Linked DNA regions of Homo sapiens: regions 1 and 2 are each linked to region 3. A link is a loop called in an ENCODE intact Hi-C map of the cell type or tissue named here. Cell type or tissue: B cell. All regions are shown on one strand. Each heading gives the region's core, and the rest is flanking DNA. Links, peaks and the distances in the headings are about the cores only. Region 1 overlaps HDAC9 (histone deacetylase 9). Region 2 overlaps HDAC9 (histone deacetylase 9). Region 3 has its middle 140 kb from the start of HDAC9.

Region 1 (10,248 bases), core at 2,801-7,800, 240 kb after region 3:
ATTTTAGCACAAATATATCCATATTCCAGAATTTTTAATAATAACTTATTTTATTATCTAATAATATTAGATGTGTCTGTTTTTTTAAATTTTGTATCTTCAGAGATAAATATTACTTTAGCTTTATTTGTAAAACATCTTGCAACTTCTTGACAAAGACAGTTGAAACAAGGCTATTTAATTTGAATTTATTGTGACAGAAAAGCAGCAAAGATTTACAACAAAAATTTTATTTTTATATCTAACTTTCAAAGATGACAAACACTTGCTAATTTGTGAATGTAATAAATTATGTTATCTCATACTTTATTGTTTTGTATTATAGGAACTTTATTACTTGCATATCAAGTACAAGCACATTGATAGAGGGTTGATACAGATAACTGATGTTACTAGTATGTAATTTTACCACATTAATATGACAGTTTCTAAGGAAGTAAAAATGCTATCTTCTTCTCTATATTACTTGGTTTACAAGATGTTTCTTAATCCTAAAAGAACTTTATTATCGTATATTCCTAAAAAGGCTCTTTGACAAGTGATATAAAATATATTTATTTCTTTTAGTAGTGAACTTTCCAAAAAGAACTCTTGTATATTATTGATGTACAAAATACCTTAAAGTGAGAGTATTTTCTTTTGTCCCAAATGGAATCAGTAGCTCATGGCTACATTTTGAAGTATGGGTAGCCTTTCTTTAGTTTTTAGACTTATTTTTGAATGAATACTGAAGCTTTATTTAAATTTGACCTTTGAAACAATAATAGAAACATTGATATCTAGATCTGTTTCTTTCCTTCCAGCATGTTAAGATGGCAAAGAGAAATGAGTAAAATGTACATTTTTCACCATACTTTAAGATGTAAGGGACTGTGTAGTTCATTTTGCTGCTTTAAGTGAGACATGTTTCCCTAAATACAGGGCAATACTGATAAGTTACTGCTTTAGATACTTCTTTTCATTTATATTGCTGCCTTTGATAGCTATAAAGTTAATATAAATTGTTTAGAAAGAAATTTATTGCTTAATTTTACTCAAAAGGTAATAGTAGCAAGTAGATAATTAATTGTTCATTTGGCACAAGCAAAACAATAGTGTTGGTTTATTGACATCTGGAAAATATTGGAAAAGTGGCTCCTGTGAGAAAAAAGAATTATGAGATAGCTAAAAGGAAAATTTAGCTTTTAAAATGATTTTCCAAAATAATAATTTGTTTTCTTAGAAACCAAAGACATAATTAATATTACTTTTTCAGATTAGGAAGTTTTTTGATTTTTAGAATTTTTATTTTGTTTTGTCTTGTATTTTTTATGGATAAAGCTAAAAGTTGATGCTTTTCATTAAGATTTTATTTTTATGAGAAAGATGCATTACATGATGCTTTATTTATATTAGCTTTTTGAATCGTTAGCTTCTGTAATAATCAACATTTGTTGAGTTAGATGCTGTTATTCCATTTTTCCACCTAGTGAACTGAGGTAGAGAAAAATAATGATACCTTTCCAAGGCTACATAGCCAATAAATTGTTGCTCCAAGATTTACAGTCTTGCCCTGTCTGCCTCCAAAGCTCTTAAGTTGCCCTGCCTCTCTCATGGGCCAGAACATCTAGCAATAGAGGGCTAAAGTTTTATTTCTTTCTATTGTTTTAAACCTCATTCATGCAATCTTTGATAATGAATAGTAGTGGTAATTAAATTGTGTGCTTTTCTAGATTCCTATGAAAGATTAAAGTTCAAATACATTGGGGCTTTGGGTGAAGCACCAAATTAATTTGACCAACCCAAGTATCTATATAGAATTTAACAGTAAGGCAGAATTTAAGCATTCCTTCTGCTACCATGGAATATTATTTCATTACAATGGAATAATAACACCCATTAAGGGAGTGTATTGAAGCCAAAACACCAAAGATTTTAATATGAAGAGTAACCAGAAATGCTTCTAACTATGTCCTTCTGGGAGTAATAAGGCTATTATGGTTGATATACAGAGTTAGCTTCCTGTTGCTCCAGAGTGACTCTGATGCCATTCCATATAATAGCTTTTTATTTTTGTTCTATTACTTTTTGGTGTAAAATCAAGAGTTTTAGGCACCTAATGTAAAAAACAAAATTTACTAATTTCATTAGTATTGAAAGTTACAAACACATGTTGGGTATCCCTTATCTGAAATGCCCGGGACCAGAAATATATCAGATTTTGGATTTTTTTTTCTGGATTTTGGAATATTTACATATCTGTACATAATGAGAGTCTTGGAGATGGGACTCAAGTCAAAAATATAAAATTCATTTATATTTCATATACACCTTATACACATAGCCTGAAGGTAATTTTATACAATATTTCCAATAGTTTTGTGCTTCAAACAAAGTTTGGGTACATTGAACCATCAGAAAGGAAAGGTGTCATTGTCTCAGCCACCCATGTGGACAATCTCTGGTTGTTTGGCATCACTGTTGTTGCTGAGTCTGAATGTGAGGAACATGCCATTGGCATGTCTTGCCCACACACACACCATTTTGTTATCTTTTGTGGGTGTGCTTATGTGGGGGAATCTGGGCGTGTGTGAAAAAAATATATTGCAGCTGAAAGGGGGCTGGAAGGGTCTTTTTTCCCATGGTGAAGCTGACTAAACTTTGTGCTGTGTGCCTGCATTTTGACTGGAACTCATCACATGAGGTCAGGTATGGAATTCTCCACTTGTGGCATCATGTCAGTGCTCAAACTATTTCAGATGCTGGAGCATTTAGGATTTTGGATTTTCAGATTAGGGATGCCCAACCTATAATAATAATAATTAAAATCAGTAGGGTTCAAACTTAAAAACTAAATTTTATGTACGTTATGAATATGCGGCTGAAGAGAGATATTCTCTCTCTTACATATGAGGAAGTATGGCTCCGAGTAGTTTAGTAACTTGTCCGGATTTCATATCTACTAATGTCAGAACCTAAGGAGAACTCAAGGTCTTTAGTTACTCCTCAGTGTGCACATTTACTATAGTTCATAGATATATATTTCTCAGTCTGAGTGGAAATAGACATCTCAAGATGGCTATTAAAAAAGAATGCTTCAGGCTGGGCAAGGTGGCTCACACCCGTAATCCCGGCAGTTAGAGAGGCCAAGGTTGGAGCATCACTTGAGGCCAGGAGTTTGAGACTAGCCTGGGGAACATGGCAAGACTTTGTCTCCACTAAAAATGATAATTTTAAAAAATTAGCCAGGAGTGGTTGTATATGCCTGTAATCCTAGCAACTTAAGAGGCTAAGGTGGGAGTATCGCTTGAGCCCAGGAGATTGAGGCTGCAGTGAGCTATAATGGTGCCACTGCAATCCAGCCTGGGCAACAGAGTGAGACCCTGTCTCAAGAATAAAAATAAAAATAAAAAAGAGTGCAAGAATGCATCATATTCATGTCATTCATTGTTTGAGAGTGAATTCAAGGGATTCAGAAAGCTAAACAATAGTGCATTAAAATGAAGTTTTGTGGAAGTGGTTTCTTCTTGACCAGTGTCTTTAATCTAAAAGCTTTTATGTGCTGAATGAAAGAATAAAGCTTCTGCTATTTTGATATTTTGAGAGACTATATGTATATAATATATTCTACATATTATGAATATATACATTGCATTAGTCTATTGAGAACTTGCTCTGTAAGATTTTGAAATTTTTAGCATTTGTTTACTTCAGGTAAACTTCCCCCAAATTAATTTAATATCTCACCATTCTGTATTTGCGTTGATTATTTTTACACCATTTTTTAGGCTAAGAATGGAAGATTTCAGTTGTTCATTTATAATGTGAGGGACTTTGTAAAATAGGCTTCTGGGCAGTCCCTACCTTTTCCTGTTTGTATGTTCAAAGAAAAGTCATTAAGGGAACTAAAGATTTAATTAAAGGAAATGGGAAGACCTGAGTGAATTTAACAGTTAGTTTTGATAGGGATGCACAGATAATGGAGCTACCTAAAACTTGCCTGTTGATGACGTTAAGACCTTCACTGCATTAGTTGCTTGTCCTTAGATTTCAATGATTTACAGAAAAAGTGGGTACAAATATGAACTAAATACAAACAAGTTCCAAAAGCTCATAACATTTCAGTTTTGGTCAGTGATGACTATGAAGCCTAAAGAAATTGCACACTCTCATGTCTTTCTCTTCTCGCAAGTTGCAACAGGAACTTCTAGCCATAAAACAGCAACAAGAACTCCTAGAAAAGGAGCAGAAACTGGAGCAGCAGAGGCAAGAACAGGAAGTAGAGAGGCATCGCAGAGAACAGCAGCTTCCTCCTCTCAGAGGCAAAGATAGAGGACGAGAAAGTAAGAGGCACCAGGGTAAACGATGGACTCTCTTTCCTCATCGTTAGCTGATCATTATTCAGAACAAAGCCTGATAAAGAGTGCGGTTAGACTCGTCAAAATTATCTGTGTTTAATTAAAAGCATAGATTACAGACCCAACTGTAAAGTTTTGACATTTACATACCAGCTCACATCATTGAGTCTGCAGAGCGTCTCAAGAAGCAAACGTAACATTATCTGGCAAAGGTGCTGATTTCTGTTGTTTTGAACCTTAAAAATAATGTAATTCTAAAGCAGTCTAATATATGCCATCTTGTTTAATAATCAGCTTGTATCCACATCTCCTGACTATGCCTTCCTTACTCCTGGCCAAGTAATAATTGCTCTCTAAGTAAAGCCTTGCCTCCATTTAGTTTTGGCATACTCAAACTTTGAGAAGATTTAAGACATAACACATGCAAAAGAACTATCCACAAGAGGGAGACAGATCCAAATAATTCCCCTGTATTAGGTCAGTTCAAAATCAGGTCGTAGCAAAGTTTAAAATTTGATGACTTGAACTGGAATTGTCAGCAATATTTATTTGTTTAATGCTCAAAGGGTTTTTTTAAAAACTAAGGTTTTCAAACTAGCAACTCAGAAAAGATTATTTTAATGTGTTTAAGGGATTTAATATGGATCTAATCCCTCAAGATAACTTGATTATTAAAATACAGTGTTTTGTTCCTCTGCAGTATTTTTTAAACTTAAAAAAGTTGATTTTGGGAATTCCCTCTTTGCAAAAGTAATTAAAGAAATAGCTGAAAGTCTTTTGAAAATTTGCAATTTAAGTAGTATTTATAAAGCATTACTGTACTATTTTCTAAAGCATATTTGGACTGTGGTTTCTTCTTTTAATAGGAAAACTTTATGTGCTGTGACCAGCGATTTTACTTCTTAATCTTTGTCAAATATTCTAGAGGCATGAGAGGACAAAACTCACCATCAACATCTGTTTCTGTGTGTGTATGTGTGTGTGTGTGTGTGTGTGTGTGTGTGTGTATTTCAGGGGCAGTGGCAAGTACAGAAGTAAAGCAGAAGCTTCAAGAGTTCCTACTGAGTAAATCAGCAACGAAAGACACTCCAACTAATGGAAAAAATCATTCCGTGAGCCGCCATCCCAAGCTCTGGTACACGTATGTTCAGTGTTTGGCTGTTTTCATTCCTGGGGTAAAGAACACAGGTTCTGTATTTAGCCGACCTGGGTACACATCCTTAGCCTGCCATTTCTCAGCTGTCTGGCTGTGGGCAAGTTCCTTCAGTTCTCTAAGGATCAGTTTCCTTCTCCATAAAAAGAGGAAAATAATAGTGCATGCCCTCTAGGGTTGCTGGCACGGTCCTATAAAATAACATGGTAAGGTACATAACAGAGAGAAGTGCTAAATAAATGGTAGCATTTATCAACTTGAGGGCAAGGAAGTATATATGTTCTTTGATGAATGAATAACTGACAAATGTGAGGTGGGCAAAGAAATTTGTATTTTGCATTTTTCCATTCTCAACTGGTGCATTTGGTATCTATATAGTAATTTCAAAAGGTTTAGCAGATTGTGATTTTATTACACTTGACTTGGTGTAAGATGGAGGTCAGAGCTATTTTCAAAAATCTAGTAGAATTTTGTCTCAAATGAAGAAAAAAGGAAGGAAGAAAGGAAGATAAGGGAGGGTAGGGAAGGGAAGTTGAGAGGTTGCTAAATAAATAACTCTAAGTCTTCAGTGAATAGTTTACCCCTGCCCACCTCACTTCATTTCTTCCCAGACAGCAAAATAATAGCTTGGCTCCTGACACACAACCTGACAACATAATACACTGTGGTATTGTGGTTTTTATAGAACTGTATTTCTGTAAGTCCAATACACAAATATTTCAATAAAATATAGAGGATGTGGTGATTTTAAAACTCAGGGCAAAGAACTGATAGGCAAATCATATATGGATAATAAACTAATAGATAATAGTTTCATTTCTTTCTTAGAAGTGTTTGCCAAATGACCATATATTTTTACACTTATATATTTTTCAATCCCTCACACCATTAAAGATAGGAATAGTACTTGATTACTCTGTTATATTAATATTGTAAGCAGCCTGGGAGTTCTATTTAAAGAGTTAATGTACTTATAAGGCTATTTTATAGGTATCCGCCCTTCTCTGCATCCCAAAACAGGTAACAGACAGATACCATAATGTTTTATAAATACTTTTTAATGATTTTCATAATTTCTGTCATGTATATCAGTTGACATGAAAAACAAATCTCTGAAAAACAATTTCAAATATTCAATCAATATCACGAATGATTTAAAAAGAAACACGATTTTGTTACCTAAAACTACACACATAATTTATAGCTAATTCATAATTCAAAATTAAAGTCTGTTCTAAGAAAAGATAATAGCATTAAATGAGAAACAGCTACATGCAAAGAATTTGTCGGTTAAAGTTCATTAGCTGTTCTCTTAGGTAATATTAAGCATAGCTCTCACATGTTACTTAGCAGTATTTACCTTGTTTTTATGAAATTGAACTTCAGTAGAGTCCAACTGCAGATAACCACAAACGATTAATTTATAGAATCTGAATTTAATGCCATTTTTGCCAGTTATAGCTAGAAGAAATATCCTTAAACCAATAAAGTCTTAAGAATATATGATTTAAATAAATAATACTGGTAGAACAATCATTGTGATGGTGATACTATGTCCTGTTCATTGTTTTCATTACATATGTAATTATAGATATTTATATCTACTAGATAGTCAATATTCAGTCCTATAAACTATTCTCCAGCAGCACAGTTGCATCTCTTAGATTGTATTCACCCAGGAAAAAGAAAACATTTAAAAAAATTGGTTTCATATTAAAGAATGTGATCCCCATTCTTTACTACTGAAACTGCCCCAGAAGTCAGGAGATGGGAGTCCGTTGGCACAATCCTGTCTTTTCAGTAAAAAAGGCTACTCTCATGTACTCACATGTACTATCTAGCAATTTTTTAAAATGAAGTCCTTGCGTATGTTTACTATTACCTTGATTGTTTTATACTGTTGACTAGAAAGGATTGAGATGATGACTTTTCCCCTAGGGTGGCTCTTAAGAGAACATAGGCAGTAATCTCAAATTGTCAAAAGCTCAGACTCTTGGTAAATTATTTTAGTGAAGCAAACTTTCTATGTGACTGTATGACCAAACACATGCTGGACATCCTTAGGATCCCTGCATCATTCCATAGCATACTGCTACAGTGAACTTGGTTATGTGAGGCTATGGTTTGTATACACTAAGGAGAAAGAGCATAAACATAGCTGAGGCACGTGTACAGCGTGTGCAGCTGATTATTGCTGACCAATATGCAGTAAAAACTACCAAGTAAATAGTGAAACTTCCTTGTCTTTTCTAGGGCTGCCCACCACACATCATTGGATCAAAGCTCTCCACCCCTTAGTGGAACATCTCCATCCTACAAGTACACATTACCAGGAGCACAAGATGCAAAGGATGATTTCCCCCTTCGAAAAACTGGTAAGTTGGTTTAACAGGAACTCTGTTTGCTCTTCTGTAACACACCTGTAAGTTTCATTTTGCCACACCTCTAGAAGAAAGTCAAAGGATTTGAGTCGTAGATAATATACCTCCCCACCCCTGCCCCCAGCATAAGCAAACAATGCACACACATACCCTACTTATTTCTGCATCAGTTGATTCATGACATAATCAAAATATCTCTTTTTCAGTTTAAAAGTTTATCATATTTGAACTTTAGCCAAATTATTTTCTTACTAGGAATAAATAAAAATAAAAATTTCGTATCTCGGAAAATCTAACTCTTCTCCATTAGATAGGGCCTCTGTAATATCTTTCATTGTCCTGTTTTTCTGCTGTACCTCAACCATTTACCACAAAAACGAGAATAATAAAGTTTAATTTTTCCAATAAATATTTTACAAACCTTAAATTTTAATTGTTTTTGTGGTGAAAGCAGGTAAGGCCAAAGCTACCTTCTGAGTAAGTGACTAGCCTAATATCTCATGGATTATAATAGAACTCAGAGTGAAATTATATCTGATAATCTCATGAAGTTAGGGGAAATAGCGCAATTAAGCTTTTATTTAGAATTTAGTAAACAGTTCTGTGGCTCTAAGGATTGTATTTGCTGTTCCATCTTCATCTCCTTTCTGAGCATTCTGATATGTATATATTTAATGTCTTATATGCTTTTACTGCTATAATAAATGTTTAACTAGATATACATATAAATAGCATTTGTGTACATTCTATTCTAAATCTCAACGTTGTTTGCCAAATATAGTTCTTTAGAGACAGTAGTAAATTTAAAAATGTTTATCTCCACAACTGATCTGAAAAGATATTCATGTAAGATAGCTTGGTCTATTGTATTTGACTCAGATCTACTTGAAGAAGTATAGATTTATTTGTTTTATATATGAAATCTGCAGAGTGAAAATGATTTCAAATAATTATATTCATTTTCCCAAGCAATTTTGAGAAATTAAAATGAATATAGATTGTAAAAACACATGCCGAAGCTATTTTTTGTCATATAATTTACCTGTGGCATAATGAAGATTTTAAAATAAAATCAGTTATGAATAAGAATTTATTATTCGCCATCTAGCATATATTGAAGGCACTAGGAAAGGATGTTTAACTATTGCAAAACAACCTGTGGCTTTTTAATTTAAATAGCCCAAATATTTTTGCATTTCTACTAAAAGATGATAAGTATTATAAAATACCTTAATAGAAGGCTATGCAAAGGCAAGGATAATTGAGTTTTATGTATTGCATCAGAATTCCACCCTATTATCTGCAAATCAGAGTGTCTTATAAATAAACTTTTCTAGGATGAAAGAAAGCAAAATGTGAGCCTCTATGTTATTTCTAAAACATGAGTATAGTTTATGAAAAGTGATCCATAAAGGACAGGAGTTTTAGAATGTGGGGACTTTGATCTGCAGGCTTGACATTTATTTGTGAGTAGCATGAGTAGGAGCTATTTACTGAGATTATGCAGATACTACCCCAGGTCTTAGGGCAGTGAATGGCATTCAAGAATCTAAGGAGTTACTAAAAGGAAAGAAAAATATGGATTCCCCTTATGGCAGGAGGTTACTGATGAGTGATATAGTTACATTCACAGAGAAAGACTTCTATCCTGCTGAGCACAGAGCCTTTGAATATATCCTTACCACTGGGAGATTGAAAACTGACTGCAGAACTGATAACTGACTTTGAAAAGAAGTGGCATTTGGGAACATTAAGCACCCAGTGAGAAAATCTGATATTTTTAATACTTAAGGAGAAGTACTAAAAACCCATACTTTGTGTCCCACTGTTGCCATGCGAACAGCTTAAGGTTTTTCCTCTGTGAAGAATAAATAACAAGCTGTTAATTTATTCTCATAGATTTTTTTCAATCCACAACACAATTTAAAAAGAAATCCTTCTCAGGATATATATGTTACAAACCCTATTTAGATTTGTACAAATATGCAAGACATTTTCTGTGCCTTATTATGTGCTATATAATAATAGTGAAAAATCCCTGGTCTTTTCTAGAGGTATTTTTTCTGTATTTGATCAGTATTTCATGTTTCTTCCTTTTATGTTGAAAATCTGATATTTATGAAGTGTCTGGCTGTTGATCTGTAAAACCAAACATTTTCAAGCATCGTAGCAATAAAGTTCTTGAACAGCCATTAATACTTTAGTATCTCTATAGAGGTTTTAAAATATTCCTTAATTCAATTCCAATTGTCTGTTTAAGAAAAATAAGATGTAATTAAATACAGATGCTTTCTATACTCTATCTAAAATACTTAGAGATGCCCTTCATTAATTACAAAATAGGTGGAACACTCAGCTTTTATAAATATAATCCATT
Region 2 (10,248 bases), core at 3,147-8,146, 250 kb after region 3:
GATCTCCAGCATTCCCTTTTCAATCTTTCCTAGAGTTTCCATTTCTCTGTTTATATTATCCATCTGTTGTTGCATGTTGCCAACTTCCCATTAGAACCCTTAACATACTACTTTTAGTTCCTTTAAGTTCCCTTTCTGTTAATTCCAAAATTTGTGTCATAACTGAGTCTGGTCTGATGTTTGCTTTGTCTCTTCTGATTGTTTTTCTTGCCTTTTAGGATGCTTTATAATTTTTTGTTAAAAGCTTGACATGATATATTGGACAATAGAAATTGAGTAATTATACTTTTGATGTGAGGTTTTATGTTAATCTGGCTGGGGCTGGGCTTTGTTTAATATCTGTTGTAGTGGTAAATGTCAGAGTCTTCAGTTTTCTCTAGTTTCCTTTGATTTTTTTCCTTCTCCTATTGCTTTGGGGTTTCCCTAAGAGCTCCTTCTTAAATAGAATTTGTGTCCTGTAGCTCCCTCAGTTTTAATTCACTGTTATAATACAGAACCTGGTTGATGTGATGGTAAGGCGTTGGACAGGAGAAATGTTCTATAACCTTACAACTAAATTTCATTTTTTTAAGTGGGCCTGACTTTGTATGCTGTGATCCCTTGAACTACTTCTTAGCCTGTTTCCTCCCCTTAAGTAAGATAGGAAGCTGAGATTTACTAATTGCCTTCTCCCTTAGGTCAGATAAGGCTCTGTAAAATATTTTCCCTTGGAGAGTAGGCTGTTGTTATGAAGAATCCTTCGTGTGTATTTCAAAATTGTTACTTTTTCATTAGACAAGTATTACAAAATGGTTACTTTTCTTCCCTCTCCCACGCCTACTCCCTACCTTCACTTAAACAGAAAGGGATTTTTTTCTCATATATTCACTGAGAGAAACTGGTTGGGTTCCTGGAAGTAAAACCCATGAAAATGTAGGATTCTTCTGAGACTGGGCCCCTGGAGTTTTGTTTGTTTGTTTGTTTTTTGAGACAGAGTCTTGTTCTGTCGCCCAGGCTGGAATGCAGTGGCATGATCTCGGCTCACTGCAAGCTCCGCCTCCCAGGTTCACGCTATTCTCCTGCCTCAGCCTCCCGAGTAGCTGGGACTACAGGCGCCCTCCACCATGCCCAGCTAATTTTTTGTATTTTCAGTAGAGATGGGATTTCATCGTGTTAGCCAGGATGGTCTCCATCTCCTGACCTTGTGATCTGCCCACCTCGGCCTCCGAAAGTGCTGGGATTACAGGTGTGAGCCACCATGCCTGGCTGCCCCTGGAGTTTTTAACTCTCAAGCTGGTTCACATTCAGCCTCCAGCAATTCATGCCTCCAACACCTCATTAAAATTACCTCATTTAAATATTTCTTCGTTACTGACTCCATTGGCTTCTGCTCACTGTAAGCTGAACTCAGCTGTGATTTTCTGTATTTTCCTATTTCTCCAGATTTTAGCATGGCAGTTTGCCCTGCAACCTTAATTCTCTGATAGATCTACGAAAATAATTTTAATTTTTACTTTGTTCAGCTTTTTACTTGTGGTGAGGTTGGGAGTGAAAATTTCCCAGTTCTTCACATGTGGAAATGAAACCAGAAGACTACCACTTACTTTTAAATCTGTAAAACATTAAAAATACTTTTTAAAACTCAACTTTTTCATTTTTTGAGGTGACAAATTCATATTTGAGCAATATTATTCTTACAAATTAATGATTATATTTATTTTAAAGATTAACATCAGTGTCCAGCTTGCTCATGATTAACAAGTTCATATGCTAAAAACTGAGAGAGAGAAAATAGGTTGAAATTATTTTAAGTCACATTTTGTAAGCAAGACTTGGGAATTGTAAGGACTTTTTGTCGATTTTTGTCTTACTGTTTTCATAACATTAAACCATTTAGCAAGGTATGAAAATCAAACCAATTTTTGACCTGTATCAAATTAGAAAATTTTAGCTTCTTTTCAAAATAAGACTCACTTTTAAAGTAATATTTTTTTCTAGATAATAATTTACTTTTTAAGCATTCATTTTGATAGATGTAATCATTTAGATTATGAAAAGTTGGCAATTTCAAAAGAACATATTTAGTTGATTTTAAGATACTCATTTTTTAAACTAACATATCTGAAATCTGAATTGCTCTCATGGATGTTTATAGTTTAGTAGTGCTTTCTGGTGGCAGGGAGTTAGTGGTATACAAGGTACTTGTAAATGTTGTAATTGATTAATTACCATAGTATTTACCCAACAATTAAATGGTCCAGAATACTAAGATTCCTCATGATAAAGAAATAATACAAATGTATAATTTATACATTTTTTACTTTAAAATAACAAACATAGTAGAAATTAATAATCCTAAAAATTTTTTATGAAAAAGTTAAGTATGTTAGTTTCAAATCAATGAACAAAATGATTTAAATTTCACAGTTCAGTAAGTGAGAAGCTGGTTTCATTGATTGCATATGCAATTTGTATGACAAGTAGTTGGAGCTAAGAGCAAGTATCAAATGACAATTGTGTGATAATGAGTCAGCCTTGTAAGAACTTCGAAAATCTAACTCAAATATTTTGCTTGCAGAAAAGCTAAGGTAGCCTAGAAAGACAAAGCATGGAAAATAATTTCATGGCTTGGCATTAGATGAACAAAGCTGAGAATTCTAGCTTGGCACTTTTGATGAGAGCTGTGTGACCTGCACATAGTGCAGGATTTCTCTGAGCCTCAGTTTCTTCAAATAGCAAATATGGAAAATATTTGCCTTCCAGTGTTATTGTAAGCAAAAATATACTGCCCAGTACAGTGTGTGACATGGGTCTCAGTACATATTGCCAGTATGAATTATTAAGAATAATAGTATGGCATTAGTGACAGGAAATATTAGTAGTAGCCATATAATGTAATTATTGAAGAACTAGAATGGCAAAAGGAGACTTAAGTTTTAATCTTAACCTTGTCACTAATACATGACTATGAGCATAGTGCTTCATGATTTTAGATTTCTGTTTTTTCAGTTAAGTGCAAATGGACCAAATGATTCCTAAGATTGTATATGAAACTAAGAAGGAAATATATAATTGCATTTCATAAAGAGGTGTGATAAAAATATATTAATGATTTGAAGAATATATAAGAAATAAATGACCATGCTTTTGCACAGTGGTATCTCAAATTAATCATAACTGGTAAGTGCAGAAAAGTCTAATGACATATTTTTCACTCCTCATGAAATGCTCATTTAGAACAGGCAGGACATTTTAGATAAGATTGGAATGAGAAAATGGCAAAAAATAATAATTAAGACTTTAAAAGCATTTAGCCATCTGTTGTATAATCATGAGATTTATTGAAAAATGATTCCTAATTTATAGTATTCACAACTATAGAACTGAGAACACTGAGGAAATATTCCATGCAAATGCATGCATTTATATGTCTTTAGACTTACCTAATGAAGTAAATTAAGAGATAGAAAATAAATGATGAAATATTTGGGATTGTATTTTCCTTAAATTTTCAGCCTCTAACTCAGTTACTTTAAAATGGAAGTGTTCTTTATGGCAAAGAAATTGGAGAGAGGAGTGGGAGGGGAGGGGGACTGGCTTAAGAACCATGTTATTATTAAAAGCAGCACATAATAACAGTTTGACGTGACATGTAAGATTTTTTATCAAGTGACTTTATTTTGCTTTATGTGTATCAGCCTCCTGTTTTATAGATTTATTTGCTTTTTAGCCTCTTATTTGCATTTTTATTTCAATATTCACAGTGATTCCTCCATTATTTCCCACTTATTCATATACAAGATAAATTCTAAAGTTATTTTTCATAGAACCTTCATTCTAACACTTCCCTTATCTGTATTCTCATATCATTGTAATTTTTGCTATAAAAGCTGGTAATTTTGTCAATTATGAGATATTAAATTTTATAATGTTGTTTTTATCCTGTTCATCCCAATTAGATGATAAAAATATCTGAGAATATAATGCTTGTAACATCTTCCTCCTTTATTTGACAAACCACACTTTGTGCTGGGCCTGGACATAAATATTAAATAAACCAGTATAAGTAAAAAAGGATTTCTGACATTAAGGAGCTCACAGTCTTCATAGTGAGGCACATGTAATAGGTTCCTAATAGATTGATTGATACTTTAATTCAGCAGTTGAACAGTTGAACCACCGTACTTCTTGAGGAACTACTATTTCATATTTTCAGATTATAGGCATTCTTGAGTGAAAGCAAAGATCCAAGCCACCCGAGGAATATAGCTGGGAAAAGACATTAAGATGTTATTATTATTATTTTTTTGGTTGTAAGCCTTCAATATCTTTATTTCAAAATGCATATTTTAATGTCATTATATATATTTTGAAGTAGGTAATACAGAGGTAATTAAGAGAAATTCTTGGAGAGAATGCATTAGCCTATTGTAGCTGTACATATGTGGTTCTTTGAAAATAGTATGGACCAGCACTGCCAAATATAATTTGATGGAAGAGTTCTATATTGGCATGGTTCAATTCAGTAGGCACTAGCTGCATGTTGCCACTTGAAATTGAACACTTGAAATGTGGCTAGTATGACTTAGGAGCTAAATTTTTGTTAACTAATGTATTAGTTAGCTCATAACTAATTTTGTTAACTAATTCATTTGAATCTAAGTTTAAAAAGCCACCTGTGTCTAGTGATTATCATGTAGGACAGCACAAGTATACACCAAGGCAGGCACATGTGTGGCATAAGCATCATGGTGAAACCGTTTCGGTGTCCAAGACAGAGTTCACTAATCAGTCACAGCAAACTCTTCCCTCTGAGTTTGAACACAAGTCTTAGTAAAAGCATTCTAAGTCACATCACCTAAAGAAGATACAGTGTCTAAACAGAATTATATTTTCAGAACTCGTTAATTTTTTAAATATATATATATTTTTATTTTACTTTAAGTTGTAGGGTACATGTGCACAACGTGCAGGTTTGTTACATATGTATACATGTGCCATGTTGGTGTGCTGCACCCATTAACTTGTCATTTACATTAAGTATTTCTCCTAATGCTATCCCTCCCCCCTCCCCCAACTCCGTGACAGGCCCCGGTGTGTGATGTTCCGTTTCCTGTGTCCAAGTGTTCTCATTGTTCAGTTCCCACCTATGAGTGAGAACATGCGGTGTTTGGGTTTTTGTCCTTGCGAGTTTGCTGAGAATGATGGTTTCCAGCTTCATCCATGTCCCTACAAAGGACATGAACTCATCATTTTTTATGGCTGCTGGAAGACAGTGTGGCGATTCCTCAAGGATCTAGAACTAGAAATACCATTTGACCCAGCCATCCCATTACTGGATATGTACCCAAAGGGTAATAAATCATGCTGCTATAAAGACACACGCACACATATGTTTATTGCGGCACTATTCACAATAGCAAAGACTTGGAACCAACCCCAATGTCCATCAGTGATAGACTGGATTAAGAACTCGTTAATTTTTAAGAAGCAAGCACCAAATACAAATTAGTTTAGTTTAAAAAGTGGGAGGTGTTTGGAGGGGGTCATTTAAATGAATTTTCCTAGTGTCCAGCTGCTTAGATGATGTTATCAATTCAGTGTATTTAAACTTTGTTATTGGAAGTATGAGTTCCAGTCTTGCCTCTTCTGGGTTTTATGTGCAGTAATGCTCTCCCTCCAAATTTTGACAATAACCCAGAGCAAGCCTAGGCTCACCTTTTCACAGTTTAACAACGATAGCAAAAACAAACACTCTTTCCCCGGTCATTCTGATAAATTCCCAGGACCATCTCATTCGGACAGCTTATCTCACTTGCGCCCTCTAGACGTTTAGATGGAGTTTGCAGTTTACCTCTCAAATAACCTGGACTAAGAGCAAAACCCTAACCAGCATTCATCCATCTAATGGGCAGCTTTGATGTATAAACTTTTCTGTTTAGAGTTTTGTGTGGATTTTCACTAATGCGCTTGGCCTTTCCTAAGTGGACTTTTCAAGTATAAATTGTCTACCCTTTCTTCACAAGCCATCGTAAGCACTTCAACTCAAAGGAAACTTTTCCCAATCCTCTATGTTTTCTGCCCCAAAACAGTGATGTTGAAATCTTACAATTCCGTTCCTTTAATTTGCCTTTGCTGCTGTGCTATTCCCATGTACACATTGCACCTCCATAATAATCAAGTTTATTCAGAAGCAGGATTTGTGTTTTATTTTGGGGGCCTCAACAGTGCAAATGATATATTCTTTCCTATTACATTCTTTCCTGTTTATTTAAAAACCGCTGCTAACAACACAATAGAGTCATGTGAAATCCTTCGTTTTTTGAAACATTATAATAGGTGATCATGTAAGATTTATGAGATGAAAGCTGTATTTTCCAGAGAAATGCATTGAGACCTTTGTAATATAAATCATATTTGGAGAATAAAGAATGTAATAGCAAGAAGAGCATAATGATTTATTACATGACAGTGATGTTTAACCTACTTTAGACACCACACTGTGTTTTTCCATAGTAAAACACTGATAAGGGAACAGCACATTACTTTAGGGTATTATTTGGTCAGGAATAAATGGGTAATCAGTGGATTCTGAGATCACAACTAGCAAGAATAATATATATTTGTTCAATAATAATTTTGAAGAAAATTAATGTTAACAGACTTATATAGTAGAATAGATAACTTTGGTGACTATGTGCTAGATCCATTTTAGGCATCTTACCTATATCTTATTAACTCTATGCAATAATCCTAGAAATAGATTTTATTATTTCTCACCAGTTTTATAGATGAGAGAACCGTCACAGAGAGGTTTACTAACTTTCCTAAGGTCTGATTTTCTTTATTATGGCAGTATGTACAATGCCAGGTTTGAAGACAGCGAGTTTTGTTTCAGAATCTGGTCTCTTAACCCTTAACACTTATTCTTTGAACACGAATAAGTGATATCTAATATCATTGAGAATGGCAATTTTGCTAAAATTAAGTACCATGTAGCATCTATCCTGATAAAAGTAGTGACTTATAACAGTTTAGGTGGTGTCATTTGTAAGTTAACTTCAGTCCAATGATGAATAAAGTTCAAAATCTTTTTAGAAATAGCATATGTTTGGGATATTCTTTGTAAAAGCAATGATGAGAGATATTTTCAATGGAAAACAAATTATTAAAATCACAAATTTTTGTTTTCTTTCTGCATCGAAATATTTAACAAGTTTTTCAAATAAGGTATTTCAAAGGTGAAACCTGTTTCAAGTTGGGCTTTCCAAATATGTTTGCCATAAACAAACTTTCAGAACTAATTTGCTGATTATTGACAGAATTCTGAGAAATTGTAAATGTCATAGTAGTGCCAAAATATGTTAATTTGCTAATCCTATAAAGGAAAATACAATTTTTCAAATCTCCTGTATTTCTTAAGGGAAATAGATAAACTTACAGGCCCATAAATAATAGACATACTTTAATTACATGGGTTTAAATATTCCATATAGAGGCTATTACAAAAGGGATCTTTTGTTTGTAGTACAGTTATAAGAAAACAATGAATATATCTCCAGCTTTTATAAAATGTTTTTTAAAGACACATCAATTGTGTTTGCCACTACCACTACATATACATATGTAGAAAATCATTTCTCTTTGGATTTATTACTAGGATAATATTTATCTTTTTTTAAGAATTAATATACTTACTTATTGTTATTACAGTGATGTTATGAGTCCTCTAGAAGTGAAAGATGACTGTCAGATAGAGAAGGGGTGGGGAAGGACAGATAATATGCATATTAATGTTAGAGAATTAGAGAACTGAGGAGTCTCACTGAAGACTCCAGGGTTGGAAAAGAAGATGAGTAGACACAGAATTCAATGATGAAGAACTCTGTGATACGGAAGGCAGGAAGAGGAATAAAATGTTGGCTATTTCATAGGTAAGCATTGGAAACATTTTAATCCTTTCCATTGTTTAAAATAAGTAAATCAGATAATCCAGATATAGTGTTGAGTAAATCCTAGAGATGAGTGACATGAGACCACAGGAAAATATTTAGTCAGAAAGAGAATGGAGAAGCTGCCACATGAAGAAAGACCATGACTGTTAAGGTCTCATCTCTCTTTTAAGGGGCAGATACTAAGAGGAGAATATGAAAGACAAAAATCAGGAAGTTTATGTTTACAGAAAGTTTCTGAGTTTTAAAAATAGGTATGTTAAAATTTGAAACTTTAGGCTGACTAGCAGGAAATATTTTAAAATTTTGTTGGAAGAAATTTTATTAAAGTTTATAGTCTAAGAAGTTGTACATGTTTATAATTAGATATATTTATATATCTAATTATGTATTTATAATAGACTGAATAATAGATATATTTATATTTCTCTTTTATATATAAATATATATAAGTATAATATAATAGATATATTTATAATAGACTGAATACAGTCAGTCTATTACTTCATAGAATAAAGATTAGAAGGAACTGAATATATTGGAAAGAACAGTCCATTAGTTTTGTCATTTTTTTAAGAGTTTCATTAGCAATCTTCTAATTCAAGCTGTTCCAAAGAAATAGGTCGTTTTCACAGTTGTCCCTTTTAATTTTGGGAAATGAGACAGGAGAGAAGGAAAAGGAGGCGAGCAAATTTTTACTCACACTTAACACTGGGCTGGAAGTTGTGGTCACTCTGAGCACATAGAGCGGATTAAGGGACATTTTTGCTTTCAAGGAGCTCAGAGTCTGGTTCTAAGAGATTTTTCTCAACTACCCCTAATGTAAGCGTCTTCTAGATTTTATAATGCTTACACTCAAAATCTATCCCTCTCCTAAACAATGAAATAGAAAAAAACAAAAATTCATTGAAATTTACTACTATGTGTTGTGGCTATAATTTTTTTCTTTCTCCTTTTCTTGTCAAACTGTGATATCATTACCTATATGATTGAGTTTAGAATAACTTTTATTGAGCATTTATTCTAAAGTAGTTATTATGCTAGGTTATGATGTTATAAAAATGTGTATCATCTGATTCAGCGTTTGGTCTCTTCTAAATCAGTGTTCTGAAACAATACCAGGGACTCCCAAATCCTGAAATCTGTGCATTTTTCTCAGGCTTCCTTTTTCTCTGTGGCTTTTGACCCCATTGTCCAACCCATGCTCCTTAAAATTTTAACCTCATGGGCTGCCCTTTCATTCATCTGCTTTACCTCTCTATTTTTACCACCGCGTCCTTTAAATATGAAGCTCATGAAACCTGAGGTTCCTGAGGTTCCTAAAGTTGCATTGTCTCTTCTATTTTTTTAACTTTTCTATTTCAATTGTCACCATCTTAAAGACTTTGATCCTACTTCTTATTCATTCTAACCAGTAGTCGTTTCTGATAGTAGGGTTTAACCCAGCTTTCTCATCTATAAAATGAATAGGTTGATCAGGACTGCCTTCATTTTTTTTCCTCTAAGTTCTTTTATTTGGGATCTAACTCCACATCTCTAAACTTCAACCTTTTCATAGACTTCAGGCTAACATTTCCAAGGTATCTTGCAACTATTTAAGTGTAACAGATTTGGAAGTTGACCCTCCAATCCGCCACACCGCAAGACTTCCTCCTCCTCCTGAGTTTCTCAGTTCTGCCAATGCCTCTCTCCCAAACATGCAAGCTTGACTTTTGGGTTCAGTTCTGTCTCTGTTGTCTTCTTTGTTGTGTTCTTTTGTCCACTCTGTCACCAAGTTCTGTCTTTTCCCCCACCTACTTTTTCTCATTTTTAAAGTAGGAAGCATCTTTTCAGATGTATTTTTTTTTCTTCCATAATGCCTAGTGTAAACGTTGCACAGAGTAAGTGCTTGGTAAATATTTGTTGAATGGAGTCTCTCTTCTTCTCTTCTTGTCTGATGCTTAGTACTTGTTAAGAAATGGTGAATCCCAATTAAAGTCAACAAAATGTGAATCAGAGCAACATTCTCTTTTTTCGACCCATCTTAAGTACAACATTTTTTCTACCCATCATAAGTACAACATTTAAACCATCTGAAATAGAATAAACTGGTTAGAAAAATAGTGTTCTTCTTTGAGCCCCTCCAGAATCTGAATTCAGTGAAAATCTGTTCAAACCATAATTCTAATTAAGGGTTTTAGCTGCCAAATAATATGTTCTGGTTAAAGCCAAGTTAGTATTATGGAGTGTTTCATGAATAACAGCACAAGCTTTAAACTTGCTGTTGATTTTCTCATGGGAAACTCAAGTAAAGGAGAATGATACCTCCCTGTTGACT
Region 3 (10,248 bases), core at 1,765-6,764:
GCTTTTTATAATGGGAGGGAAGATATATATATTTAAATGACCATGTAAAGCAAAGTGAGGAAGTTAGGAACCAGGACGCTGAAGCTAAACTGAAGTTGAATCTCAGCTCTATCATGTCCCAGCTCTGTGATTTTGTTAATCTCTCAAAATCTGCCTCATCTGTAAAAAAAGGTGAATGATAGTAAAACTATCTGTTGCATAGCTGTTGTGATTATTAAATGAGTTAGCATTTGCAAAGCCCTACATAAATATTTGCTGTGTAGATAATGTTTAATTTTGTCAAGAACTTTTAAAAGATGTGTTTTGAGTCATTCATACAGGCACACACACAGGTTATTACAATTTTATCAAGAAATTATTAGCCTTGTCTTAAATCTCAAAAAATTTGAATTGACGGTGAATATGTGGAAAGTGACAATATACAAGGTTATCCACTATTGGAAGGTGTGTGTGGAACAGAACAGAACTAGATCACATAGCTGTGGAGAACAAAAGCTCAAGAAGAAAAAAATTCAAAATGAGTTTATATTTTTCTCACAATAACTGTGGGCACCCTTCAAGCTTCAGTTAAGTGATGACAACATAATTAGACAGTAAAATATTCTGTTTCTGAACTGTTCTTTGTGTGACCTTCAGTTATCTCTGAGGATCCTCAGGTTTCTTAAGGTTTCCTTAGGCTGTCTGTTTAATCTGATTTTTCTGAAAAATGTACATGAATAAATAGGCCCTCCAACCAAAAATATTAATATTTAACATTTAGCCAAAGAGGTAGCAAATATTATTTTCAAACAAAATGAAGTAAGATAGAAGAGCTGAGACAATATAATATTCTGCTTAGAGGGAAACAGTAGGTTGCCACTGATTTTTAGTCCTGTGTTTTGAAAACTATTTGAGATAGAAGGACTAAAATTGCAATGAAGATTACTGCAACACAGTTACTTGGTCCTCCTATCATTAATTGATTAAAGGTAATTGCCAGGGAGTCACCTCTGGAGGGCAGTGCAGTCTTATATTTGTTGCAGGAGCTCCAGGTACCTTTAAATTTTCCAGAAGTTCATTTCAAAGATTCTTGGCCTTGTGAGATGTGAGTCATTCCCCGTTTTAAATACTCAAAGGGAACGTAAAGGTGAAAACAAACTCTTTTTCGTTATGATGGTTAGCATGCTAGATTCAGGGAAAATGACGGGAAATAGGACTTACCATATAGAGTTAGTGAATCTCGGTGTGCAAATAAGGAGCTGGCTGATGTTTGTTTTTTTCCCCCCTTTTCCCCACTTTGGTTCAGATACTTGTGAACCTCCATTTCATGATCCTTGTTTTTGTCTCTGTCTTACTCTAAAATACAAATCTGTATCTTCTAAGAAAATCTTTTAACAGCCTCACCATATAGGGTGTTGCAGAAGGTCAGCTCGGCGGCCAGCAAAATATCTTCCAGTACCTTAACAAATCAGCAAAATATTTTGAGAAATGCTTTACTTTTATGAACAAATACCCTGCTAGTTATTGGATTTGTCATAGCATCTAAGGTTTCTCTCATAACCATACTGACCTTCATGTGCTATTGTATTACAAAACCAACTCTTTATGTAATCAAACCTAAGGAAGAATGCTTAATTAGCTATACATGACCCTGTGTTATGATACAGGCATACAAAAGTTATTTTCTTCAGCACTATCTAGCTATTGTACAAAGAAACTTCTTTATAAAGTAAGACATGGGATATTTGATGTCTCAGGAGTAAAGTAATATTGGGATTTTTTTTTTTCCTCTGCAAGCTGTTTGAGAGCTTTCAGCAGGGGGATACCGTATTTAAAGGTAGCCTAAGATCTCATAACTCCATGTGTCACAAAAACTGTGTAGGTTATGAAAGACTTTTCTCGTGAGCAAAACAACTGTGCTTTTTAGCTCTAAATCATGACATAGTCTTGTTATACCACAAAGAATTAAAGAATGTTAAGTAAATGACTTTCTTCCCTCCCTCTGTGCCTCTGAGGATAGTTATTAATGCCGATTCTTGCTGCTGAGTGATCCTGAAGCTACTGTGGCAACCTTTTTATTCCCTGAGTGCAAATGAATCCTCTATGAGGTAATTGAAGGAAATTGATGACATTATTTGCTGTATCTTGGGTATCAACAGCATATAAATGAAAAACACAGCAGAATGCCTGGCCTGTGTTACCACATTGACCTACACATTTGGATCTGAAAGATCTCGAGCTATTTTCTGCCTAAGCAGACTTTGCACCTTTGTGTTTTATAGTGAAGTAGCAGGTACACAACTTTTTAAAATCATGAACTCCTAGCATTGGATTACCACCACCTGGTGTAAGGGATAGGTTTTATAGAAACACAAAGAGCATGGACTTATTCTTTTCATTTTTGTTCTTCTTTGCCAATTTTAATGTTATCTTCACAATCTGAACAGTGTGACCTGTTTCACCTTCTTTTATTTTGAATGTTAGTGTATGCACATTCTAAGCCAAGGGTGGCTTTACCCTTTAAGTTAAATTAAACCATTTGGGACTTAGCAAATTCTGGGTTGTATGTTTTAAGGTGAAAAAAAAGCACTAAAAAGAAAATTTAAAAGAAATTTTATCATCATATAGGGTGTGGATGAATGATTCAAATAGAAAACCTATTTTAAATCAGCCCTACTGAATGAACTATACTAAAAGGACATTTATTTACCTAGTTAGGGAAAAAAGTCACTTTAAATATGGTCTCTAGTTACTTTTCTTCCCATTTATTACATTTGCCACTTCATTGTGACCTTACTATGACCTTGTAGTTTATGGGCTAAAGGTAACCATTATGCAATAATGAAAATATGCAGGCCAGTCTTTACCACCTTGAAAAAATTGGTTTCTTATATTTTGTTTAAATTAACACACTTTGCTATTTATAAAGCTCTGCTCTACGGTGCTTGAAAGAGGAGAGAAGAATTAATCGCAACTAATGTGCAGATTTAGGCTTTTAGAGACTGTGTTTAGTGGAGGTGAGTCAGCAGGCCTTGTTATATTAATTATAGTGGTTTGATTCTCTACTGGTTTTGATTCACAGAGATATGCGCTGTACGTAAGAATTAAAGCATCAATTGCTTAGGAGAAAAAGGAACTTAAAAATCAAACCATTAATACCTATCTTTGCTTTCTTCTTTTGTCTAATTTGTTTTATTTTAGTTATCCAGGCCCAGATTTCCTCCACTTTCCCTTTGCCTTGATCCCAAAACCTGACCTCTGTGAAAAAGGCAATTCATCAATTGGATGTGGTGAGGGAAATGCCCTTCAGAAGGATCTAAAACAGGCAATACAAAAAGCTTTAGACAGTCAACACATCGGGGCACGTAAGCTCTGATGTGACTTGTTATCTCTGAGACCAGTGTTTGCATTCTTCCTGGTTTGTTCCTTAGGCTTGGAAATGCACTGAAACCACAGCTGGTCTTGAAGAGCCATAGAGGATGTGATACAAGGAATGATAAATTAATAATTACAGATCCTCAATCTGCTTATTGTCAGTCATTTTTTCTACCACCAGTTACAAATCCAGTCTTTATTCTCAAACAGAAGTGATGATAATTATCCTTGGTAAAATAACTTTCACATAATGTTGATTGCAGACAGTCACCAAGGGCTATGCTCCAAGTACACTTCTCACCATTTTTATACATGAAATAAAAACTCTTATTATCTCCACTTGTCCATGAGGAAACCAATGTACAGAGAAATTAAGTACCCTTCTCAGGGTTACACAGAAATTCAAGAGCTGGATTTTTACCACAAAGGATGGTTTAGAGCCTCTGGTCTTAACCTTCCAAGAGTCTGGGTTCTTGGGAATCTTCATTTTCAACATAGGCTCTTTATACTACCAGAACTAGCATGTTCTTCAGATATTCAAAACGGAGACTTTTAATAAGTTCATTATTAAAGAAGTGAATAATTTAGGATTAAAAAAATTCTGTTAAAAATGGGTTGCTCATAATTAATGAAGGCAGATATTTAAACCATGAATCCTTTATAAAACCTTGGGATGTGAAAGCTTATTTTGAAATGGACTGTTGGACTGCATGCTAAAAGTATACCCAGAGTGAATTTTCAGAGACATTAGAGACAAATTTAACATCACCCTCAAATCTGTGGAAGGTTAAATATACAGAGTGTGAGACATTGAGAATTAGGCATTTACAGGTACTTTTCCCCAGAGTTTGGTTTGGTGAGGGATTTAACCCCCATTTCGTGACACTGATCAAGGCAGGACATTTTGAAGGAAAAGCACTACAAAAAGGAGGAATTGCCTTGTCATGTTATGAAGCATTTAATTCTAAACTTCTCTGTTTTAAAAACAAAAGAGGCCTATCTATAGATAAACAAAGTAGACTCGTGATTTCCAAGGGCTGGGGCAGGAATGGGTGGGTATTAGCCATAAACTGGCTAGAGGGATCTTACTGCAAGCGATTGAAATGTTCCAAAATTGGATTATAGTGATCATTGTACAATCTGGTTTAAATGAACTTTGAAATCATTGAATTGTACCCTTTAAATGACCAAATTTATGGTATCTAAATATACCTTAGTAAAGTCATTTTTAAAAATGCATGTAAAAAAACTAAAAAAGAAAAAAAGGAAGATCCAGAATTGGGTCTTCAGACAGAATCATTATTTGCATCAAATTCAGAATTTCCCGTACATGATATTAATTTACTTCTCTAATTTGAAGTATGACACTAAATGTAACACGTTAGGTCATACATTTGGCAAAGACAAATTCTTCCTGCCTGTACTTTTTCCTTTCAGTTTTTAATAGGTGGCGCCATTATTCTTTGTAGCCTCTAGAGGGCAGCACATAGGTTTTTTTTTTTTTTTTTTTTTTTTTTTAAAGACAACAAACTTGTAACTCCCAAGCATCAAGAATGCCCAGTTGTTTCAGATGAACTCTCCAATTTTAGTTCATCCTGACGACCTCACAGTGGAGGACCTTCCTATAGTGACTCCTGCGAATGAATCCTCCCTTCCTTCCTGTTAGTTGCTCCCTTTCACCTCTGGCTATTTAATGTCCTTGAAAGATCTTTCAGCTCTCTCTACAGGGGAACATAGGAGTAATTTCAGTTGAAACTTTCACAACCTTTTTCCTTTAGAGAGCTTGATTTTTAGGTAAAGACAATAGTCAGTTAATGAATAAAACCGGTATTTGCACATGGGGGAGGGTTGATGCCCAGGAGATTGTCATAAGAATTCCTGACACAAGTTCTTCAGATCGCATCGGAAGAATCCGGCTATGCCAAAAGATAAATGTAGAGTTCTCCTCAATGTATGAATAACTAGGGATGCAGGATTTAAAATCTATAAGAATTTTTAAAGTTGTAAGACATAAGCATCCTGGTGTGTTTTTTGATTGTTGTTCTTTTCATTTAATTATTTATTATTAGTTTATGTACAGTAGAAGCCAACAAATAAGGGTTGGAAAGGTAAATTAACTAGCATTAAGGTATATACTGAAAGTCATTTTAAGAAATGCCTTACCTCTTCTCATCCCCACGATTAATGGCATTTTCCCTATGATCATTGAATTTTAAAAATACCTGGAAATTTATACCATTCTAGGATCTTATAGAATCTTATAGGATTTATTGGAGTTGATTTTAGTGTAGGAGCCTGAAACAGTTTTAGGTCCCCCTCACTATGTCTTATTGTTACTTCGTTTCTGACATTCTTCCTATATATCCAATCTAATATATATGTGAAAAAGGGTAGACATCAATCAGTATTAAGAAACAATGAGAAATGCCTGAACAGACCTTTAAGCTGTGATTTAAAAAAATCGTATTTGGGTGATCCTAGCAGTTAAATTGACTTTTTCTTTCCTTCTGTCGTCTCTGTTCTCCTTTTTTTTCCTCAGTAAACTTTGATTGCTTGCTAATTGTGTGCTAGGCCTTGTTTGGTTGTTTATTGAGAGAAAGAAATAAAGGAGAAGGGAGAGAACACAAACACAATTTCTGCCCTTGTGGAATTATAGCCAGTATAGGAGACAGACAAAACAGTATATAAACAAAAAATAACAATACATAATTACAGATTGAAATCAATTCTAAGAAAAAAAAGGTCAGTAAGTATATATAACCTTTGGGGCCAACTTTAGGCTAGAGAGTTAGGAAAGAATTTCTGAGGAGGTGAACTTAGGTGGCCCTACCACATAAAGGATTGGGCAAAGGGTTATCCAGGCAGAGGAACAGAGTATGAGAAGGCCCTGAGTCAGGAAGGAGCATGGCTTGTTGCAGAAACTGAACTAGTGTCTCAGTGTTTCACTGTGAATCAAGAAGTAAGCTAGGATGTGGCTTGGGGAGGTAACTGGCCAGGACTGAAAGATCTTTGTGAGGAGCTTGGATTTGTTTCTAGGTTGAGTGATGCCTCCAGAGGGCAAAAGAAAAACAGCAACATTATCTGATTTTGCTTTTGATAGGATTATTCTGGTTTCTCTATGGAGATTGGATTGGAGAGGGGCTCATATGAATGTGGCAGAAGTTTAGAAGGTGTAGCTGGGTGTGGTGGTGGGCACCTGTAATCCCAGCTACTCGGGAGGCTGACGCAGGAGCATCACTTGAACCCCGGAGGCAGAGGTTGCAGTGAGCTGAGATGGTGCCATGCATTCCAGCCTGGGCAACAGAGAGATACTCCATCTCAAAAACAAAGCAAAACAAAACAACAACAAAGAAGTTTAGAAGGTGGTTGTGATCTAGACAAAAATGCTCTTGCAACTGAGTTTCACCTGCAATTTAGGAATGGGAAGTAATGTGTTGAGTCCACTGATGTTGGGAGCACAAACACTTATGTAGGAGGTAGAAGAAACAGTTTTTTTTCCTATAAAGTTATAAATAGCTTTTAGCTTATTAGGTGTGGCTATGTTGAGACAGTAGTTAATGATTAGTGGGATATTTAAAAGTGATTTTGGAAACATGAATATCTTGTGATTTTTATTTTATGCAAACTGGCATTGATTTTAAAAGCTGAGGCAATTTAAGCAACTTCGAATGAGTGTTTTCTCTCTGAGGGTTGGAATTTGGAAAAAATTGAAATATGGGAGCAGATGAGAACATGAAGAACTTGATAAGTATACCTACATATCCTTTGATATCATTGTTAGGAACTTATCTTTTAATCGAATGCATGGTGCCATAGGTTATTCCTTCTCTATATCACTTAGTACTTAAGAACACAAAACTAGACATTAGTAGAATTTACAGATACACATTTGATTCCTGGCTTTACCACTTACTCTAGCTATAACTTTAGACACCTGTCCCCTCACTGATATTTCTGAACTGGAAAATTGAGGTATAATAACCACGTTAGAAGAATGTGGTGAGGATTATGTGAAAAAATTTATGCAAAGTACCTGTCACATAGTCAGTAGTATTCAATTAATACCAGATTAGGTGATTTGCCATGATTTGCCCAAGGACAACAGCTAATAAATCGTAGGACTAATATTTCAACCCAGAAGGCCTTATGCTAAAACCTGCACTGTTCATCACTGCCCAGTACTTCTTTCTTAAATTGGGGCAGTGAGGCCGGGCACAGTGGCTCACGCCTGTAATCCCAGCACTTTGGGAGGCTGAGACAGGCAGATTACATGATGTCAGGAGTTCAATATCGGCCCAGACAACATGGCAAAACCCCATCTCTACTAGAAATACAAAAGGTAGCCGGGCGTGGTGGTGCACACCCAGCAACTTGGGAGGCTGAGGCAGGAGAATCACTTGAACCTGGGAGGCAGAGGTTGCAGTGAGCCAATATCGCACCATTGCACTCCAGCCCGGGCAACGGAGTGAGACTCTGTCTAAAATAAAATAAAATAAATTAAATAGTAAATTGTGGCAGTGAAGGGACAAGGAGGGAAGGATATTTGCTGTTGTCCCAAACTATCTTCTTACTTCTTTTCTTCCACTAACCTGCTTTTCCTCAACTCTCATTCACATTTTCTAAAACTTGAGAATGAAAAATTCAAAATTGCATAAAAGTAGAGCAAATAGTACAATGAACTTGCATGTAACTGTAGTCCCCAGCACCTGCTTTGTGTCTCCAGGGACCCAGCAAGGTTGCTTTGGTGATTTTTTTTGTTGAGATGGAATCTCATTCTGTCACCCAGGCTGGAGTGCAGTGGCACACTCTCAGCTCACTGTAACCTCTGCCTCATGAGTTCAAGCAATTCTCCTGCCTCAGCCTCCCGAGTAGCTGGGACCACAGGCACGCACCACCGTGCCCAGCTAACTTTTGTATTTTTAGTAGAGACAGGGTTTCACCATGTTGGGCAGGGTAGTCTTGAACTCCTGACCTCAGGTGATCCGCCCACCTCGGCCTCCCAAAGTGCTGAGAATACAGGTGTGAGCCACCGTGCCTGGCCACTTCGGTGATTTTCTAACCACACTGAAGGGCATTTTCTTAACCCTCATTTTCCTCTGCAGTTAGGGCTCCTGCTGACACCACCTTCTGCTCTGCCTTAGCATTGCCACAGGACACGGTTACCTCACCTTCCACCCTCCGATTCTCCTCTCTAAACCCCTCACTTCTTGCTCTTCTGCTCTTCTTGTTCTAGATTGTTTTCAGAAAGTTTTTATGGTTTCTTGGACTCAACTATAATTGTAATTAAGAGATTAATCTCCAGTCCTAACCTCTTATCCTATGTATATTCCTACATTTTCAATTACTTTTAAACATTTATGGCAAAACTCATATCTGCCACCAAGTGGATGGACTTCCTTTGTGCCATCATTTTTCTAGTTTACATAAGTGAAATGTTCAAGTTTTTCCTCTGTACTGTCGTACTCCTTCAGTCATTTAGACCCAATGTCCTTTGGTAATATTTTTCAGTATCTTCTCCTTATTTTATTTTCCTTTTTCTAGAAACATGCATCAACCTTATGACTTGTTATCCTCATTTTAATCTTTTCCCCTACACTTTCTGAACATCTCTTTAGCCATAAATTTCCAGAGGCCTCTCCATTTGCTGTGGAAAAAAAGGAGAATTTAAGAATTACCGTTTCAAGTGCTTTTCCTCTCACTGTTACTTTAATAAATTCTTTTCATCTTTCAAGGTCCACTTCAATCTCATCTCCTTTTTGAAGATTTCCATATTCTTTCCTCAAAGAGTAATATATTCCTTTCATTTAGTTACTACAGCACTCTTGGCACCACTCATTTCAAAATTATTATGTAGTACATTGCTGACAATTTTTTTTATTTGTCTTGTTATACCAGTAAAAATGTTTACTTTCCAAGAGTTGACATTTTTTTATACTTACTTACTTTCAGTGTCTAGAGCATTTGTTTATACATAATAGTTGAATGATTGATTTTCATACTAGACAAATAATGATCAATGGGTAAATTAATTAGCAGTAAGTTATATACCTGAAAATTATTTAAAGAAATGGCAGAATAATTACCCTTGTCTGGGATCAGTTTTGTAACATGCCACAGTTAAGGGGCAAATTTTCAGTTCATTAAGCTTCTTCCAAAAGAGCCTAGTTTCAGAATGGAATGGTGTTTCTCCTCTTCTGAGAATTATAAGAAAGTGCTTTAGCTAGCAAATTTTTTTTTTCCTCCCAGGTGGTTCTTTGTCTACATACCATCCAACTATGAACAATAATGTATTTTATAGACTATACTAAGATATTGAAAGTTGGAGAGATGTATTCCTTTGTCTGATCAAACCTAGCAAGGAGAAAAACTGGGTTTTCTTCTCCTAAAATATTAAATTCCAAAAATTACAGGTACTCATTAAAAATCTCAAACAATACATAAGTAAGTGAAAGTAAATGGTGATGAAAGCCTCTTATCCACCCACACCTCTCTCCTGAAGTTACCTAGACCACTGCTTTCAGTTCATTTCAAACATCTAATCTATTGCATGTCGATTTATTTGGGTAGTATTCACTGCCTTCCCTACCCCTTCTTTACCACTGCACCTCAAGAAGACCTGAAAACCTTTAAATTGAAATTTAATTATTTCAATTTAAACATTCTTATTCTGTATATTTGGTAAATAATTATATTCACTTATATTACACCAGGGAAACCAAAGGAAACATTCATTTCTCTTTCTTTAGAAACATTTTAACTGACTCAATAGGCATAAAATTTTACTGAGGGTTAGATTTCTGTTGAATATATGGTTAATTCTACTTCTGTTTAAGGAAAAGACCTTAACTTTAATTCATAGAGCAATGCTGTTGCAAATGTGTAATTTTCCAAATT

Evidence for each region. Peaks named below come from ENCODE experiments on the same cell type or tissue, not always from the same donor. Only the 100,000 strongest peaks of a DNase experiment are listed, where the experiment ranks them.
Region 1: it touches region 3 in a loop (4-fold over the local background); 4 of 110 quality-filtered maps call a loop at or near these places.
Region 2: it touches region 3 in a loop (11-fold over the local background); 6 of 110 quality-filtered maps call a loop at or near these places.

What each region holds. Positions count from the first base shown.
Region 1 is chr7:18,586,165-18,596,412 of GRCh38, forward strand. HDAC9 (histone deacetylase 9) reads left to right here. Exons shown (of 26, transcript NM_178425.4): 4 at 4,172-4,322; 5 at 5,352-5,478; 6 at 7,744-7,865. Among named protein-coding and RNA genes, the nearest start is that of HDAC9, 96 kb to the left of the region's middle. In B cell, for the core only: a CTCF peak has its summit at 4,763 (motif pointing right); a DNase peak (open chromatin) is centred at 4,237; H3K4me3 peaks cover 270 bases; H3K27ac peaks cover 1,332 bases.
Region 2 is chr7:18,604,733-18,614,980 of GRCh38, forward strand. The region is part of intron 6 of HDAC9 (histone deacetylase 9); the gene reads left to right. Among named protein-coding and RNA genes, the nearest start is that of HDAC9, 110 kb to the left of the region's middle. In B cell, for the core only: CTCF peaks have their summits at 5,785 and 5,987; a DNase peak (open chromatin) is centred at 5,799.
Region 3 is chr7:18,351,514-18,361,761 of GRCh38, forward strand. It overlaps a transcript of HDAC9 not described here. Among named protein-coding and RNA genes, the nearest start is that of HDAC9, 140 kb to the right of the region's middle. RefSeq lists a silencer at 6,193-6,487. In B cell, for the core only: CTCF peaks have their summits at 4,822 (motif pointing right) and 6,388 (motif pointing right); a DNase peak (open chromatin) is centred at 4,818; H3K27ac peaks cover 2,656 bases.